2 separate regions of the Homo sapiens genome follow, and region 2 is linked to region 1. A link is a loop called in an ENCODE intact Hi-C map of the cell type or tissue named here. Cell type or tissue: gastrocnemius medialis. All regions are shown on one strand. Each heading gives the region's core, and the rest is flanking DNA. Links, peaks and the distances in the headings are about the cores only.

Region 1 (8,399 bases), core at 104-8,103:
GTGCCACTTTCCCATTTGGGGACAGAGATGCACCTGTGCTCCCTGAGGTCTGGAGGGGGAGCACGCACATGGCTCCACACAAAGGCTAAGGGCTTGTGGCCGAGGCTAGAAGGCCCTCCAGCCTCAACCAGACTAATGGTGTCTTTCTTCGGGTACTAACCGTGGCCTGTGCAAGTGTACCGAAGGAGAGCAAACACTCTAAAGAAGCACTTGGCATTTCTCCCTCTGTTTCAATAGGCCTAGCTAGTGCTCCTATTTCTTTCTAATCCCCTCCCAGTCCCACCCTTCACCCTCACTGGCATGGAATTCTCATTGTAACACAGATCAAATCACTTCATTCCCACCCTTGCTTAGAAGCCTCCAGTGGCTTCTAGATCTTCACATCTGGCCCTCTCCCACCTTTCCATTGTCTTATCACCCCAGCCAGTTTCCAAACACATCAGGAACTCTCCAACCCCAAGCCTTCACTCAAGCTCCGGGCACCTCCTTCCCCAGCAGGGAAAGTTCTCCTGCTCTGCAGGAACTCCCGCCCCACCCCCATCTCCATCTGCACAAGATCAAGTTCAAGCCTCATACCTGGGAAACCTCCCCTACCAGCTCACAAGACAGAAGTAACTGCTTCTCGTTCACTCAAAACAAAGAGTCCTCAAAGCATTTAGCACACTCTCAATTTCTTATGTCAGAATACCCCAAAAGATGGCATGTCCCATCAGTCTTCCTATTTGCAGGAGTGACACAGAGGCTGGCGCTAGAAAGCACTCAATAAACATGTATGGGCTTTAATTTACTGTGATTTACTCAAAATACATAGCACAATTTTAAAACATTACCAGCATCCTGTATACCCTTTGAAGGGTTCTGAAAATCAAAAGTCCAAACTTTTTTTCTATATGCCCACAGTAGGTTATTTCTAAGAATGGACTTGCAAATTCTAGTAGGTTATTTCTAAGTAGTGAATTGGAAGATGCCAAGTCAAAACCACTTTTCCTTTGAGTGGCTTAACACCCTGCTTCTTGTTGAATCCAGTAATTATCTCCTTGTTGTCCAACCCTCACCTGAAGTTTTACAGTTGGTTAGAACCATATACTTTTGGAATTACAGGCACCAAAATGCTTATGATTTCAACACAGGTGTTTCAAGTTACAGCATAAAATATTAACTCCTGGCAAATCCTGCTGTGAAAGTGTAGGTTTGCCTCAACTGTACCACAGCACAGCCAGACAAAAGCACCGGGGCTTGCCTGTCTCGCCCCGCCTGTGAGCCTCTCTGCTCTGGGTTGTGTGAAATCATGCACCCAGGCGAACCCAAGTCAAGAGACAGGGCAAAACCGTTCCTCTCCTTTCTTCACTGGCAGGATCTAATGGGACACTTTTATTACCACTCTCTATGGTGGGATCTAAGAGATCATCTGAAACACAACCAATTTTTATAAATAATCTGTATCCCCCACAAGAATGATAAGACTTAAGCAAACTTTTGGCTACCAGTTATTTCAGAGGACTATTGGTAACTGATGAGCTTAATTCAAGTTCAACAAGTGGGAATGTAATGCGCCTCCTGTAAAGCTCATCTATGTGTCTGGCTCTATGGCCGTTTCATATGCATGAAATAATGAGCTAAAATCCCAAAACAATGTAAAAGGACCTGACGATATATGTACTACAGATGGGGGTCAATTGAAAGGGATGCTGCAAGAAATGTATTACTAATAATAAAGTATCAAAGATAGCATTTGGTTTCTGGTTTTGTACGTTTAGCAGTAGATCGATTCTAGGCTATTCCTATAACATCACGCTTTTCAGAGCAGAGTTTCAGCCAGGATCCCCCATATCACCGCCCCGGCCCCCCGCCAGCATTTGAACTTGTCATCACGTGTATTGTGACTCAGAATAAAAGGTTGTGAGCCAATCCTCATCAGCTTCCAGACTGGAATTGCAAAGCCCAATAAAAGATCTGGCAACAAAAAAAAATGAGGAAGCCTGCAGCAGATATTGAGAATTTTTATAGTAGATAAAAATCTTTCAAACAATTCAGCATTTTACCGTCATTACTGAAGCAAAATTGGAATTCCAGTGGAGATTTTTAACCCACCCCACCCCCCAGGCAGTTCAAAAGAAAGTTAGCACTTGGATCCCAGCAGGTATCACCCCTGCTCTTTTATCTGATGCTTGGGCTTTAAGAGGGAGTCCCTCTGCTTCCTCTGAGGGTGCAGAGGTAAGGTGAGGAGCTCAGTACTACAGAGGCTGGCAGGCCCCATCAGTTGCCAGTCAGCAGAGACAGCTCAGGCCAGGCCACCTACCCAGGTCAGGGCAACAGTCAACCAATTAGAGCAATTTGGAACCTTTAAAAATTGCCAAAATATTTCTCTTTGGTTAATATGACAGATCACCAATTCCTATGAACTTATAAATTCTGCTGAAATAAAAAAAATACATGAGCATACTGAAATATTTACAAATGAAATCAAGTTGATATAATGTCTGAGATTTCAAAAAAGTACGGGTAGGGGGTAGATGGGGGTATAAATGCAGTAAGACCGGCCATGCCATTGATACTTTTTGGAGCGGAACGTTGAGTACACGGTGGGGGTTCAATATAATATTTTTGAGTTATACTACTTTTGTATATATTTGAAATTATGCAAAATAAAACATTAAAAAGTGTGAAATCGAATTTCAAAGAAAATTATTAAAAGCCTGTAGAGCAATCTATACGGTGCATATAAATGACTACGTATATCCTTACGTCCTAATGTGTCACAGTCCTACGGGGCAAAAGCAAGTTAAGTCTCAGAGGCGTTCACCTTGGCCCTTTACGGAGGCCGCTTAATTTCAGAGACTGAGGTTCTTGCTAAAGTCAAAAGAATTGAGAAAATCAAGGCACCTTTTGAAATTCAGCGCAGGTTACAAAATACACAAGATGCAAGCTTTACTAGCTTTTTGTCTACTCAAGTCAAAGAAAGCTTTGTAAAGATCTCTTCTCTGCCAAAATAGACAAAACACAACAAAATAAAAATGCTATAAATTCGTCACACGCATAGATGGCGTCACATCAGCAGGTAACAGCTAATCCTTCAGAGGAAGGCGGCATAGCAACAGCGGGTAACGAGAAAAGGCGGCTTTACAGTTTTTTAGCGTTTGAACTTTTGACCTCCCAAAATGTCAAGAAAGAATTTCTGAACCGCGGGACTAGAAAGAATGCTTTCTTCCTTGAAATTGTTTCCTAAAGCTTTACTATTTACTATGTAATAGTACAAAAACTCAAAGTATAAAACCCAAAGTACAAAACTCAAAAGTATATTCTACAGGCGATGCAAACTGGATTAAGGAGGGGAAATGAAGTAGTGCAATAAAAACCAGCAAGTCAAAGCAGCACTGGAAACGCGGCGGCGACCTTCACCTCTGGGCGACTCTGCCCCTCTTTACGTTTTGCTCTCTTTTGTTGAGGATCAGATTTTTTTTCCTCCGGCCTCTTTGTGTCTCTTCCTTCCCTCAGACACACAAAACGACTTGAGAGATGTGCTGCAGGTGAGACATTTAAGACGAACTCTGCAGCCTTGCCTCGTTGAGAAATGCGTGCGCGCAACACTCAGCCTCAACCCTAGCTTCCCGGCGCGTCCCCCGCAGTCGCCGCCCAGGGAAGGGCGTCCCGGGCGCACCTGAGCCGCCGCTCCAGCTGGGAGCCCCGCGCGACCCGAGCCCCGGAATCCTCCCCGCCCACCTCCGCCCGGCCCGCGCACTCCAGCCGCGGAGCAGTGCCGGGAGGGGGACACTCACGCGCCCCGAGCGCCGCGCCCTCCGAGCCGCCCGCCGAGCCGCGGCGCCCACCTGGCCGGCCTCAGGCACCGCCCGCCACCGGGGAGGCTCCCGCGGGCAGGCGGGGGCGGCGCACCGGGAATGGGACGGCTCCCTCCTTTCGGTGCCAGGAAGTTCCCCAATCCCACGCTCGCAGAGGGCCCCCGGCTCCTCCCCCGGCAGGGACGCGGGCACCCAGGGGAGCCTCGGCGGTGCCCGCGGCGGGCTGGGGCAGGGCGGGGCACCCGCGACCGCACGGCACGGACGCGATCCGGTGGGAAGGGACGGGACGGGCGCGCGGCGGTCGCACTCACCCAGGCAGCGGATGTGGAAGCCCGAGGGCGGCCGCAGGGCCCGGCGCGTCCAGCCTTCGCGCAGCGCCTCCAGATGTTCCTCCTTGCCCTGGATCAGCAGGACCTGCTCGTCGATCCAGCCCAGGAAGAAGGTCTCGGCCACCGCGGCCGTGACCTTCTTGTTCCAGAAGTGCTGCATGTTCTCGGCTTTGAAGTCGGCGAAGATCTCGTAGCCGATGTGGTGCCGGGCGAGCTGGCGGGGCTGGGCCGGGGGCGCGGGCCGGGCTGCCCCTGGCCTTTCCCCCGCCGGCGCCTCTGCCGGGCCCAGGACGATGGCCAGGGAGTGAGGCGCGATCTGCAGAAACTTCTCCATCTTCCCAGGCATCTGCCGCGCCGACCTGGCTCACCGAGGCCGCCTCCCGCCGCTCCCAGGAACAGCCGCCGGGACGTGGCTGCAAGACCAGCGGGGAGCGCGACCGTCCCCCAGGGCAGGGCTGGCCGCGCCTCCCCCGCGCCCGCGTCCCTGCAGCCCGGGCGCCCGGCGCAGTCCCTGGGCGCAGCCCGCGGGTCGCTGCGGGGAAGGGACGGTGTGCGGGGCCCGCTCCGGCCTGAGCTCTGGACCGCGTTACCTGCAGCTCCGGGCCACCCTTCGGGCAGCGCTCATTTTCCGGCCTCGGCACCCTCGCCTCCCCGGGCGCCCAGCGGCCCCGCGGGGGCGGAGACGCGGGAGGAGGCAGTGAGGGGGCGGGCAGTGCGCACCGCGCCCGGGAACCCCCTCGGCTGGACGCGGCCTGAGGAATCCCAAGGAGTCCTATGAGGGAGGTGGTCGGGGAGCGCGGATGGCCTAGGGGTGAGCCTTTGGGTGTTGGGCCTCGAGGGAGATCAGAAAGCGGGGGTTGCGGGGGACGCAACGGCGACACTTGGAAGGCACGGATTCCGGAGCGGCGAGTGTCGCTCCTCCCCACGCTCCACCCCTGCCCCCACCTCCCACCTCTCGCTGGAACAAGTGGATTCGCTGACTGGTTAATGAATGTACCCTTAGAAGTGGCTTTTTAAAAAACTTAGTCAACCACCAAAAATTGTCATCAGTCCCTCCTCCCAAACTCTTGAGGAATTCTACTCTCTTGTCTTCAGCATATACTTTGGCCTACCCTAGAGGAAACCCAATCAACCATTAACCCTCGGTTTATGAAGAGGTTACAGAAATTTACCAGGAAAGGTAACGATGATGCTTTTAAGAAAATTCCTTACGTTTGTTTCTGTGCCAAATTCTGTATGACTTATATTTTAATCGAGAGAGGCTAGTAGTCATATGTGAAAAGAGATGATTGTCATAAGAAGCATTAAGAGTTATGCTACATTTACCCAGAGCGGTATTTAAATTTCAACGTGCATCACCGTCACCTGAACACGTATTAAAACGCAGGTATCTGGGCCCCATTCCCAGAGTTTCTGATTCAGTAGGTCTAGAGGAACCCGGTTTTTTAAATTTCTAAGAAATTCCCAGATGCTGCTGCTACTGCTGCTGCTGGTGGTCTCGGACCACACCGTGAAAAACACAGAATGTCCAGCCTAGTTTTGGGGAATAGAAATAACTGAACTGTTTTCCGCTGGCGTCCTGTGATTTTATTATCATGAAAAAGTCACTAAACCCGGGTCTAAAGACCTGAGGTGTTTGTTTTGTTTTGTTTTGGTTTGTTTTGTTTTGTTTTGTTTTGTTTTGTGTTTGAGACGAGGTCTCACTGTCGCCCAGGCTAGAGTGCAATGGCGCGATCTTGGCTCACTGCAACCTCCGCCTCCCAGGTTTCTCCTGCCTCAGCCTCCCCAGTAGCTGGGATTACAGGCGGGCGCCACCACACCCAGCTAATTTTTGTATTTTTAGTAGAGACGGGGTTTCACCACATTGTCCAGGCTGGTCTCGAACTCCTGACCTCAGGTGATCCACCCACCTCGGCCTCCTAAAGTGCTGGGATTACAGGCGTGAGCCACCGTGCCCGGCCAAGACCTGAGTTTTAGTCTTACTGCAGGATGCCCTATTGAATAAAGCAAGAAGGCATAGCCCACACTGTTATAATAAACAGAAACTCAGTTTCTCCATCTGCAAAATGGGAGTTGTTAAGTCCTGCTAAGTCCCTGTCACTGGACTGGTGAAGGAATCAAGCAAATAAATGGATAGGAAGTCACCTCAGATGATAAAGTTTTCAGTCAGCATGAGGGTGTTACAGACCCTAGGTGCTTTTCAGACCTCAAAAAGCCAAGAGCTGGGTTTAACATAGGAAGGCCGCTGGAGCAGGGCATCCTGACCTCAGAATTTCCCAGGCACCCACCGTGTGGGGAGACCTGTGATTTTCTTGCCTGGCTTTTGGCGCTTTCGTATTAAGCCTCCTCAATTTGGCCCCGTTGAAATGCCGCATTCCTCACCCTCCTTGCTTAGTGTCTGGGCCTCAGGAAGAAAGGAAGTGATGGTGGTTGGAAAAATGGAAGAAGGGACAATTTTACACTTGTGATTTTTTTAGTTTGCATTTGTCTCTTTTTTTGTTTTATTTTGACATAACTTCAGACAAAGTGCAAGAATTGTACAAAGAATACCCACATATCTTCACCTGGGTTCCTTAATTAACATTTTACTCTGTCTCTACACATGCACAAATTCTTTTTCTAAATGATGGAACAATCTCCCTACTATAAATTATTATTTTACTCTTTTAATTAATAAATATCTTTCTGAGAAGTATTTTGAGATTATATAAATACCATCCTGTTACTTCTCCATTGTTTGCTCATTATAGTGGTCTTTGATTCTTGTTTGTCTTGATATTATAATGGTTGCTAAATTCTGGTATTCCAGTTTCATCATGCCTTCTACGTGTATTCGTTGTCATTCTACTGTAAAAATGAGCTTTCCTTTATTATTAAATAACAGCATGGGCTATGCCTTCTTGCTTTATTCAATAGGTTATAATTCTTAAGTATTATCATTATTTTGATGTTCATATTACCCCAAATTTGGCCAGTGGGAGCTTCTAAAAGCTGGCTCTTACGTCCTTTAGAATTGGTCTCATCATTCTCTGAGCACTTCGTTACTTTTTGGCATGTCAAGATGTTCCAGAATCATTTTGCTCCACCCCTACAATCAGCCATTTTTCCAAGGAACTCTGATTCTTTTTAGTGAATGGTATTTAGAAACCAACATGTGGCTACTAGGTGTGCTCATTGCTACTGAGGTGACATTGGGTTTTGATTAGTCCATCTATTCATGAGCAGCATCCGCAAGATACTATAGTTCTTCTCTTTACGATATGTCTTCAATCATCTGTATAGGAAACATGAGGCAGTGTAGCTTCGTACAAATAGGTTGGATGCAGGGTGGGACAATGTGTGTTCAGTCTACTTATCAGATAGATGAAGGACCTTAGTTCTCACAGTTACCCTAAGGTAACTCTGTGCCCGGAAAATCACCAAAAATAGCTCCTTCATTTTCTGTGAGCAACTCCTGAGCAAAAACATACAAAATACTGCAGGAACAAGCAACCATCTGAAATAGTTATACATCTTTTTCCCTAGGAAATTAAATGCAAAACTGCCTTCAATATAGACAACCTTTGACATTCTCAGCAAAGCATGTTTCCCTCTTGAACGGCATCGCAAACATCTGTCCAATCGGCTCTGCGTTCTATTTGTGTAACTAAATGGCCTATTTTATTTCCTCAGAACAAAGAATATTTTCTAGAATACTCAAAGGAACAGTGTTTTCAAATAGCTACTTCTTGAAAGATTACTCAACCCTTTGGAAAAAAAAAAATAGGTTTTCCATCTTCCACTACAGCTATCTAGGCTCAACAGCCTTAGAGCCAAGTTTTAGTCAAAATTAAGACTCAAATGTTCCCTCTCCTATCCCTGAATCTGTAAAAAGAAAGCATCTTTTTCCAAACTCATGGCTTAGGAGCTCAGCCCTAAGATGTCTGGACAAGTCCTATCTGTATACTCTTTCCGCATCTTGATACAGAGGTCTTTGTCTTCCTTAGGCAACAATTCCTCCTGATAATAAAGAGTAAAATTTAGTTCAGCACCCGGGGCATGGAAAGGTCTTTAATTCTTACAACAGCCCTCTAAGGCAGATCTTATACCATCTCTATTAATTTGTGGATGAGGAAATTAAGGCACAAAGAATGTGGGAAATTTGTATAGGATCCCCCAGCAATGAAATGCCTAGGTTTAGAATTAGAATCTAAACCTAAGCAGTTTATCCCAAAGCTCAAACCCCATGTCGTCCCATCTGTCCCACTTACCTAACCAATTACTGGTAGATAGA
Region 2 (8,233 bases), core at 234-8,233, 71 kb after region 1:
CCTCCTGGCTACATTAGACTGGAAATGTGGACAGAACCGACTCAGTGAACATGCCAAGCCACAGATCAGTCACTGACATCCTCAGGAACCTTCTAGATTAGAGAAAAGCATCATGGCTATAATTCCAGCCGTAGCTCATCTGCTTCTTCCTGGAGTAGCCATCAGACAAGAGCAGATCTTCATCTTATGCACAGTAGAAGCTTGCCAGGAATCCACCTCGGGTGCCTTCAGTGTCATATTGGTATCACTAGATGTGCCTTCGACAGAGAAAAAGGGTGTATACAAGAATTTTTGCAAAAATATCTAGAAATCATATCCAGGTATCAGTGTGTGTAGCAAAGAGTGGATGTCTGATATACTACCTTCTAGCCCCAAAACATTTTCAAAAGAATGGTGCTGGAATGAGATACCTAGACATATACTCAAATGCATTGATGCCTCCAAGACAACCAAAAATCACATGTGAAACCTGCATCTCAGCATGGCCACGAGGTGCCGAAAGACTGAAGAGAAGGGTAGTGGATTAAGCATGACATTGTAATTTGGGAGAATTGGGCTCTTACCTGGCTCTCCTGCTGACTAGCTGTGTGACCTTGGGCAAGTCACTCTAGTTCTCTCCAGCATCTGAGCACCTCTCATCAGTTCCACTGCCACTCCTCTCTCCAGGGCCCTGGGATCACCGCAATGTCTCCTCTACCTTTGTACCCTGACAGTCCAGGATCAACACAGCAGCCAGAGTGATCCTGTGAAAGCTAAGTCAGAGCTCGTCACTCCTTTGCTCTAACCTCCCAGTGGTTCCCTATTCAGAGAAAAAGCCAAGTCTGTGCAATGAATGGCCTGGAAGGTCTGGCAAGATCCGACACCTCTGTGATCTCATCGCCTTGCTCACTCTGCTCCCCACACTGCTCTGGAAATTCCCGTTGGGCATGCCCCTCCTTCGGGACATTGAAACTAACTCTTCTCTGTGCCTAAAGCCTGCTTTCTCCAACCACCTCAAAGCTAATGTCCTCTTCAAGTTTTTGCTTAAACGCTACTTTTTTGGCGAGTCCTGCTCTGACCTCCTATTTAACAATGTAACCCCCACTCACCCTGCTCTCCTTCTTTTTTGCCGGGGGTTGGGTGGGGAAAAACAGGGTCTCACTCTGTCACACGGGCTGGAATCCAGTGGCGCAATCATGGCTTGTTACAGCCTCATCCACCCAGGCAGCAGTGATCCTCCCATCTGAGTCTCCCGAGTAGCTGGGAGTACAGGCATGTGCCACCACACCCACCTCTAATTTTTGCATTTTTTTGTACAAATGGTGTCTTGCTATGTTGCCCAGGCTGGTCTTCAACGCCTAGGCTCTATCAGTCTACCCACCTCAGCCTTCCAAAGTGCTAGGATTACAGGTGTGAACTACCATGCTTGGCACCCTGCTGTTATTTCTTTTTTCATAGCATGTATCACCTTCTAAAATACTTTCTAATGTTTATCTATTATATTTGTGGTTTATTATCCATCCTAAAATACCCATGAGGAGGGGAGTCTTGGTGTATTTTGTTCACCAATGTACTTGAACTGGCTTAAGAGAGCACCTGACACATTTTTAGTGTTCAATAAACATCTGTTAAGTGGCTGGGGCAGTGGCTCACACCTGTAATCCAAGCACTTTGGGAGGCCGCGGCGGGCGGATTGCCTGAGCTTAGGAGTTCAAGAAACCCTGTCACTACTAAAATACAAACAAAAACAAAAACAAAAACAAAAAAAAAACCAGGTGTGGCAGCGTGCACCTGCAGCCCCAGCTAATCAGGAGGCTGAGGCAGGAGAATTACTTGAATTTGGGAGGCAGAGGTTACAGTGAGCAGAGATTGTGCCACTGCAGTCCAGCCTGGCAACAGAGCCAGACTCTGCCTCAAAAACAAACAAATATCTGTTAAGTCAAAGAATGAATGAACAGTTCAGAGTACAGTAAGAAAAGTCTCCATCCACATGCAAACAGGATTCCAGATGACATGGTTACAAATGCCCAGCCAGTTTGCCACTCTGTCTTCCCAGGCAGTGGAAAGGCGTATGTGAGCAGATGCCGGACCCGGTCAACTTCCAGGGAAAGCTGCCCCTCTGTAAGTAAGGAACGTTTGTTTCTGGTGCGAGACCCCAACTTCCTCTACCGAGGTTCCAACAGCCTCGGTGGGATTTGTGCTGGGGTCAGAGACCAATGAATGACGGATGGACTGACACTGGGTTGCTGTCAATCACAAGATGTCTGCCAGCCCCTCCCTCTCCTTACACACACAGTTCGGAGGCGTTCACTCCTGCCATCCCCTTCGACTGAACAGAATCCAGCGGAGAGTTGCACAGAAGGCAGAACAAGCTACTATTTGGCAAAATGCTTAGCGTTGGCCAAACGGGGGCTGTGTCCTTAACAGCTGCTGTTAAGGTCCGGGGTCTAGGCCGGGCGCGGTGGCTCATGCCCGTAATCCCAGCACTTTTGAGAGGCCGAGGCAGGTGGATCACTTGAGGTCAAGAATTCCAGACCAGCCTGGCCAACATGGTGAAAACGTCTCTACTAAAGATACAAAAAAATTAGCCAGGCACAATGGCTCACGCCTATAATCCCAGCACTTTGGGAGGCTGATGCAACCAGATCACTTGAGGTCAGAAGTTTGAGACCAGCCTGGCCAACATGGCGAGACCCCATTCTCTACTGAAAATACAAAACAACTAGGTGTGGCGGTGGGCACCTGTAATCCTAGCTACTGGGGAGGTCGAGGTGGGAGAATCGCTTGAACCCAGGAGGCAGAGGTTGCAGTGAGCCGAGATCGCGCCACTGCCTTCCAGCCTGGGTGATGGAGTGAGACTCCATCTCAAAGAAAAAAAAATTCTGTTAAGGTCGGGATCACTCCATATCTCTCTCACAAATAGAGAAAGGGAAGTCAGCAATTCTACAAGAATTGGCTGCTTTTAATTCCATTTTTAGCATTCGGGAAGTATATATTTTTAAAAATTCTGCTTGATCAGTGAATAAATCCTTATTTAACTGCACTAAATAATATGATCATTGACAGAACACCTAAAACCGTATCCTGTAGCTATCCAGGACATAGTTCCCTGAAGATAGCCCGCTACACTTCTGCGTACTCTGGTGGAGAGCTTTCTCTCTGCTGACTGACTCAACAAGGCAGCTGACCTTGGGCCTCCATACTATTTGGATTCTCTCTAGTCACTGTATCCAGTTCAATCACTGAGTTAAACCAGCAAGTGGCTGTTGACTGTAGCATTTCACAGAACTGTTTTTAGTAACAAGACAGCCCAGATTGCACTTTCGAGCAACTAAGTCATCCCCTGGCCATTGATGGCTGCGTCCAACCCCATCTGAGCCCTGCTTTGGGCACTAGAGAGAAAAGAGATACAGGACAAAGAGCTAGTTGAGAGACAGAATGCAGCCTTTAAAAAGGTGCAAGATGAGCTGGGTGCAGTGACTCATGCCCGTAATCCCAGTGTGTCCAGAATTGGTGGGTTCTTGGTCTCGCTGACTTCAAGAATGAAGCCATGGGCCCTTGTGGTGAGTGTTATAGTTCTTAAAGATGGTGTGTTGTAGGGAAAGGAAAGATCAGACTGTTACTGTGTCTATATAGAAAGGAAAGACATAAGAGACTCCATTTTGAAAAAGACCTGTACTTTAAACAATTGCTTTGCTGAGATGTTAATTTGTAGCTTTGCCCCAACCACTTTGCCCCAGCCACTTTGACCCAACCTGGAGCTCACAAAAACATGTGTTGTATGAAATCAAGGTTTAAGGGATCTAGGGCTGTGCAGGACATCCCTTGTTAACAAAATGTTTACAAGCAGTATACTTGGTAAAAGTCATCGCCATTCTCTAGTCTCAATAAACCAGGGGCACAATGCACTGAGGAAAGCCGCAGGGACCTCTGCCCTTGAAAGCAGGGTATTGTCCAAGGTTTCTCCCCTTGTGATAGTCTGAAATATGGCCTCATGGGATGAGAAAGACCTGACCGTCCCCCAGCCCGACACCTGAAAAGGGTCTGTGCTGAGGTGGATTAGTAAAAGGAAAGCCTCTTGCAGTTGAGATAGAAGGCGGCCACTATCCTGCCTGCCTCTGGAACTGCCCAGGTCTCCTGCCTGCCCCTGGGAACTGAATGTCTCGGTATAAAACCCGATAGTACATTTGTTCAATTCTGAGATCAGAGAAAAACCGCCCTATGGTGGGAGGCGAGACATGCTTGCAGCAGTGCTGCCTTGTTATTCTTTACTCCACTGAGATGTTTGGGTGGAGAGAAACATAAATCTGGCTTACGTGCACGTCCAGTCATAGTACCTTCCCTCGAACTTAATTATGACACAGATTCTATTGCTCACGTTTGTTGCTGACCTTCTCATTATCACCCTGCCCTCCTACTACATTCCTTTTTACTGAAATAATGAAGATAGTAATCAATAGAAACTGAGGGAACTCAGAGACCAGTGCTGGTGCTGGTGCTCTGGGCCCACTGTTGTTTCCTCTATACTTTGTGTCATTTCTTTTCTCACTCTCTCGTCCCACCCAACTAGAAATATCCACAGGTGTGGAGGGACAGGCCACCCCTTCGGTGTGTCTGGAGTTTCTTCCTTCTGGTGGGTTCGTGGTCTCCCTGACTTAAGGAGTGAAACTGCTTACCTTCACAGTGAGTGTTACGGCTCCTAAGGGCAGCGCGTCTGGAGTTGTTCATTCCTTCTAATGGGTTCATGGTCGTGCTGGCCTCAGGAGCGAAGCTGCAGACCTTCGTGGTGTTACAGTTCATAAACGTGGCGCGTCCGGAGTTGTTCATCCCTCCCAGCAGGTTGGTGAGTTCATGGTCTCGCTGACCTCAGGAGTGAAGCTGCAGACCTTTGCAGTGCGTGTTACAGCTCATAAACACAGTGTGGACCCAAAAACTGAGCAACACCAACATTTACTGGAAACAGCAAAACAACAACCCTTCCACAACATCGCAGGGAACCCAAGTGGGTTGCCACAGGTGGCTCGCATGGCCTGCTTTTTATCCCCTTATTTGGCCCCACCCACATCCTGCTGATTGGTCCATTTTACAGCAAGCTGATTGGTCCATTTTACAGAGTGCTGATTGGTCCATTTTACAGAGTGCTGATTGGTCCATTTTTGACAGAGTGCTGATTGGTGCATTTACAAACCTTTAGCTAGACACAGAGTGCTGATTGGTGCGTTTACAATCCTTTAGCTAGACAAATAAGTTCTCCAAGTCCCCACCCATCCCAGAAGCCCAGCCGGCTTCACCTCTCACCAGCACTTTGGGAGGCCACGGAGGGCAGATCACCTGTGGTCAGGAGTTCGAGACCAGCCTGACCAACATGATGAAACCCCACCTCTACTAAAAATACAAAAATTAGCTGGGCAGGGTGGCGGACGCCTGCAATCCTAGCTACTTAGGAAGCTGAAGCAGGAAAATTGTTTGAACCTGGGAGGTGGAAGTTGCAGTGAGCTGAGATAGTGCCACTGCACTCCAGCCTGGTGACAGAGTAAGACTCCATCTCAAATAAATAAAATTTAAAAATGTAAAGGTATGAGATGGGCATCCACACAGGAAATGCCAGAAGAGTCCATAGGACAAGAAGGACCCCTGAAGGCTGTGGAGGGAGGTGGAGTTTCAGCTGAGCCCTACCAGGCTCCTGTGGCAGTGATAATGCTGTGTTTACCATACAGTCCCCTTCCTGGGCACCCTGCCTTCTCTGCAGTCAATTCTGGCCACTAGAATAGGGGTGGACTTTTAGATGGGAAATAATAAAGTCTCAAAAATGTATCTTTGTGTCTTCTCCCGGTTGATCTCCCTCCATACACAAGCTGCCCACTGTGCCTGCCCTTCTGGGCTGGATGCATCTCAGGCAAGTCTGCAGTAACAGCTCACAAGCAAACGCGTGCTTCCGTGTTGAATAGAACAGTCCTTGTCTGAGACACCTAACAATGCTTTCACCCAAAAAGAACTTCAGGGTTACATTTTTAGACAGGCAGGGCCTATGACCTTTGCTTAAACCATCTTGGTGGGGGAGCCCTATACTATTCCTAAGAGTAATATTTGTTCAAATGGGAACAGATTTCAGGGCTGGAAACAAACTTGTTAATGGCAACCCTCATCCTGGAACACTGATGTGGCTTGCATATACTTTACCTCCTGGGTGACTTGTGGATCACTGGGGAGCAAGTTTCTGCATAGGACCCGTCTGCTGGGTCTCTTCCCTCTGGTGTTGTGATCTATGTTCCTTTTATTGATTTATTTTTTTGAGATGGAGTCTCATTCTGTTGCCCAGGCTGGAGTGCAGTGGCACCATCTCGGCTCACTGCAACCTCCGCCTCCCGGTTCAAGTAATTCTCCTGCCTCAGCCTCCCGAGTAACTGGGACAACAGGTGTGTGCCACCGTGCCTAGCTAATTTTTTTTTATTTTTAGTAGTGACGGGGTTTCACCACATTGGCCAGGCTGGTCTTCTGATCTCGTGATCTGCCCGCCTCCGCCTCCCAAAGTGCTGGGATTACAGGCGTGAGCCACCACGCCCAGCCGATCTATGTTCCTTTCAAAAAATAAACATTTATTATCCCTTCTTCTTAGAAAAAAAAACATGTTTACTGTGGAAAACTATTCGGAACAGATAAGTAAAATAAAGAAAATTATTATCACCTGTACAATCCAACAATCCAAAAACTATCTTTCTAGAGAGAGAGAGAGATGGGGCCCAGCTCTGTCGCCCAGCCTAGAGTGCAGTGGCACAATCATAGCTCAATGCAGCCTTGACCTCCTGGGCTCCAGCAATCCTCATACCTCAGCCTTTCAAGTAGCCGAGACTACAGGCCCACACCAGCGCCTGGCTAATTTCTTTTTAATTTTTGTAGAGACGAAGTCACGCTTTGTTGCCGAGGCTGATCTTGAACTCCTGGACTCAAGTGATCCTCCTGCCTTGGCCTCCCAAAGTGCTGGGATTATAGGCATGGGCCACAGCCCCCGGCCCAAAAACAGTATTTTTATGCATGATCATTTTCCTTTGGGTTTGTATTTGCATAGTGTCTGTTTTGTTTTGTATTACGAAACAAGATCATTACCGTATTCACTGTTCTGTCCTTGCTTTTTTCTTAACAGTACCTGGTGATCCTTTCCCCACGTTATTATTAAGTACTGAATCTCTTTATGACAGATCTCTGTAATCCAAATACAAGCGATTTAATGAAGGAAGAGAGTCCTTACAAAGAAAGCCATGACTGTCAAGGTTTCAGGCCCCACTGAGAGTGCTGTCATCTGCCAAACCAAACAGAACAGACAGAAGGAGGGGCACCTCGCACCTGCAGTGTGCACGGCACTCACTTCTGGGTAGGAAGCTCCAGGGCACCCGAGTTTGCAGAGGCAACAAAGAGGCGCAGCTGAGAGGCCAGTTGCAGCCAAGAGGCCAGGTGCAACAGGCGCCAGATGCAGCAGACAGGCCAGGCGCAGCAGAGGCCAGATGCAGCAGAGAGGCCAGGTGGGGCAGAGAGGCCAGGTGGGGCAGAGAGGCCAGGTGCAGCAGACAGGCCAGATGCAGCAGAGAGGCCAGGTGCAACCGTAAAGGTTTCACACTGCGGCATCTCCCAGGGCGGCTTTGCAAACCCTCACCGGGCGTTCTGCATTGTGCTTCCGAAAAGCCACAGGAGTTTCCTGCGAACCGCAGCGGCGCGGGTGCAGGTGGCGACAGCCCCTATTGAAGGCCCCTGCAGCGTACGCGTCGGACGGGCTTCCCAAGGCGGGTGCTGGCGGCGGCGGGGCGCACCGTAGTCCTGGTCCCGCCACGGCCGCTCCCTGGCGGCCCCCGCCGGCCGCGTGCCCCAGCCCCAGGGCGCCCGCCTCGCTCGGCGCGCACGAGTTTCTGCAGGTCTCTCCTGCCAGCCTCAGGGGAGCCTCCTCGCGGCGCGGCCCGGCTGGGTTCCGGCTTTAAAACAGAAAGGCTCATTGTCCCGAGGTCCCCTGGCCGGTCTAACCGCTGCGGAAACTCCCCGACGCCCCGCCCCGCGCCGAACGGCCCCGCGGCCTGGCCAGAGAAGCCGAGACCGGGTGCGGGGGCCGGGCGGGCGGGTGAGCCTCGCTAGAGAGGCTGGGCTGGTGTAGGTTTTTTGTTTGTTTGTTTCCTCTTTTGTTTTTTTTTTTTTTTTTTGAGATGAGGTCTCCCTCTGTCGCCCAGGTTGAAGTGCAGTGGCGCGATCTCGGCTCACTGCAACCTCCGCC

What was found. Hi-C counts contacts between places; a loop is a spot of excess contacts. Peaks named below come from ENCODE experiments on the same cell type or tissue, not always from the same donor. Only the 100,000 strongest peaks of a DNase experiment are listed, where the experiment ranks them.
Region 2: it touches region 1 in a loop (4-fold over the local background); 11 of 110 quality-filtered maps call a loop at or near these places.

Annotation. Positions count from the first base shown.
Region 1 is chr4:183,793,765-183,802,163 of GRCh38, reverse strand. It overlaps a transcript of STOX2 not described here. Among named protein-coding and RNA genes, the nearest start is that of STOX2, 110 kb to the left of the region's middle. RefSeq lists an enhancer at 1,886-2,447. In gastrocnemius medialis, for the core only: no CTCF peak of the experiment used is centred there; no DNase peak of the experiment used is centred there; H3K4me3 peaks cover 1,267 bases; H3K27ac peaks cover 1,169 bases; H3K27me3 peaks cover 3,144 bases.
Region 2 is chr4:183,722,622-183,730,854 of GRCh38, reverse strand. It overlaps LOC105377581 (a long non-coding RNA gene), which reads right to left and starts at 4,991. Exons shown (of 3, transcript XR_939545.4): 1 at 4,656-4,991; 2 at 564-752. RefSeq lists enhancers at 7,464-7,513, 6,911-7,672 and a silencer at 7,624-8,153. In gastrocnemius medialis, for the core only: no CTCF peak of the experiment used is centred there; a DNase peak (open chromatin) is centred at 7,962; H3K4me3 peaks cover 978 bases.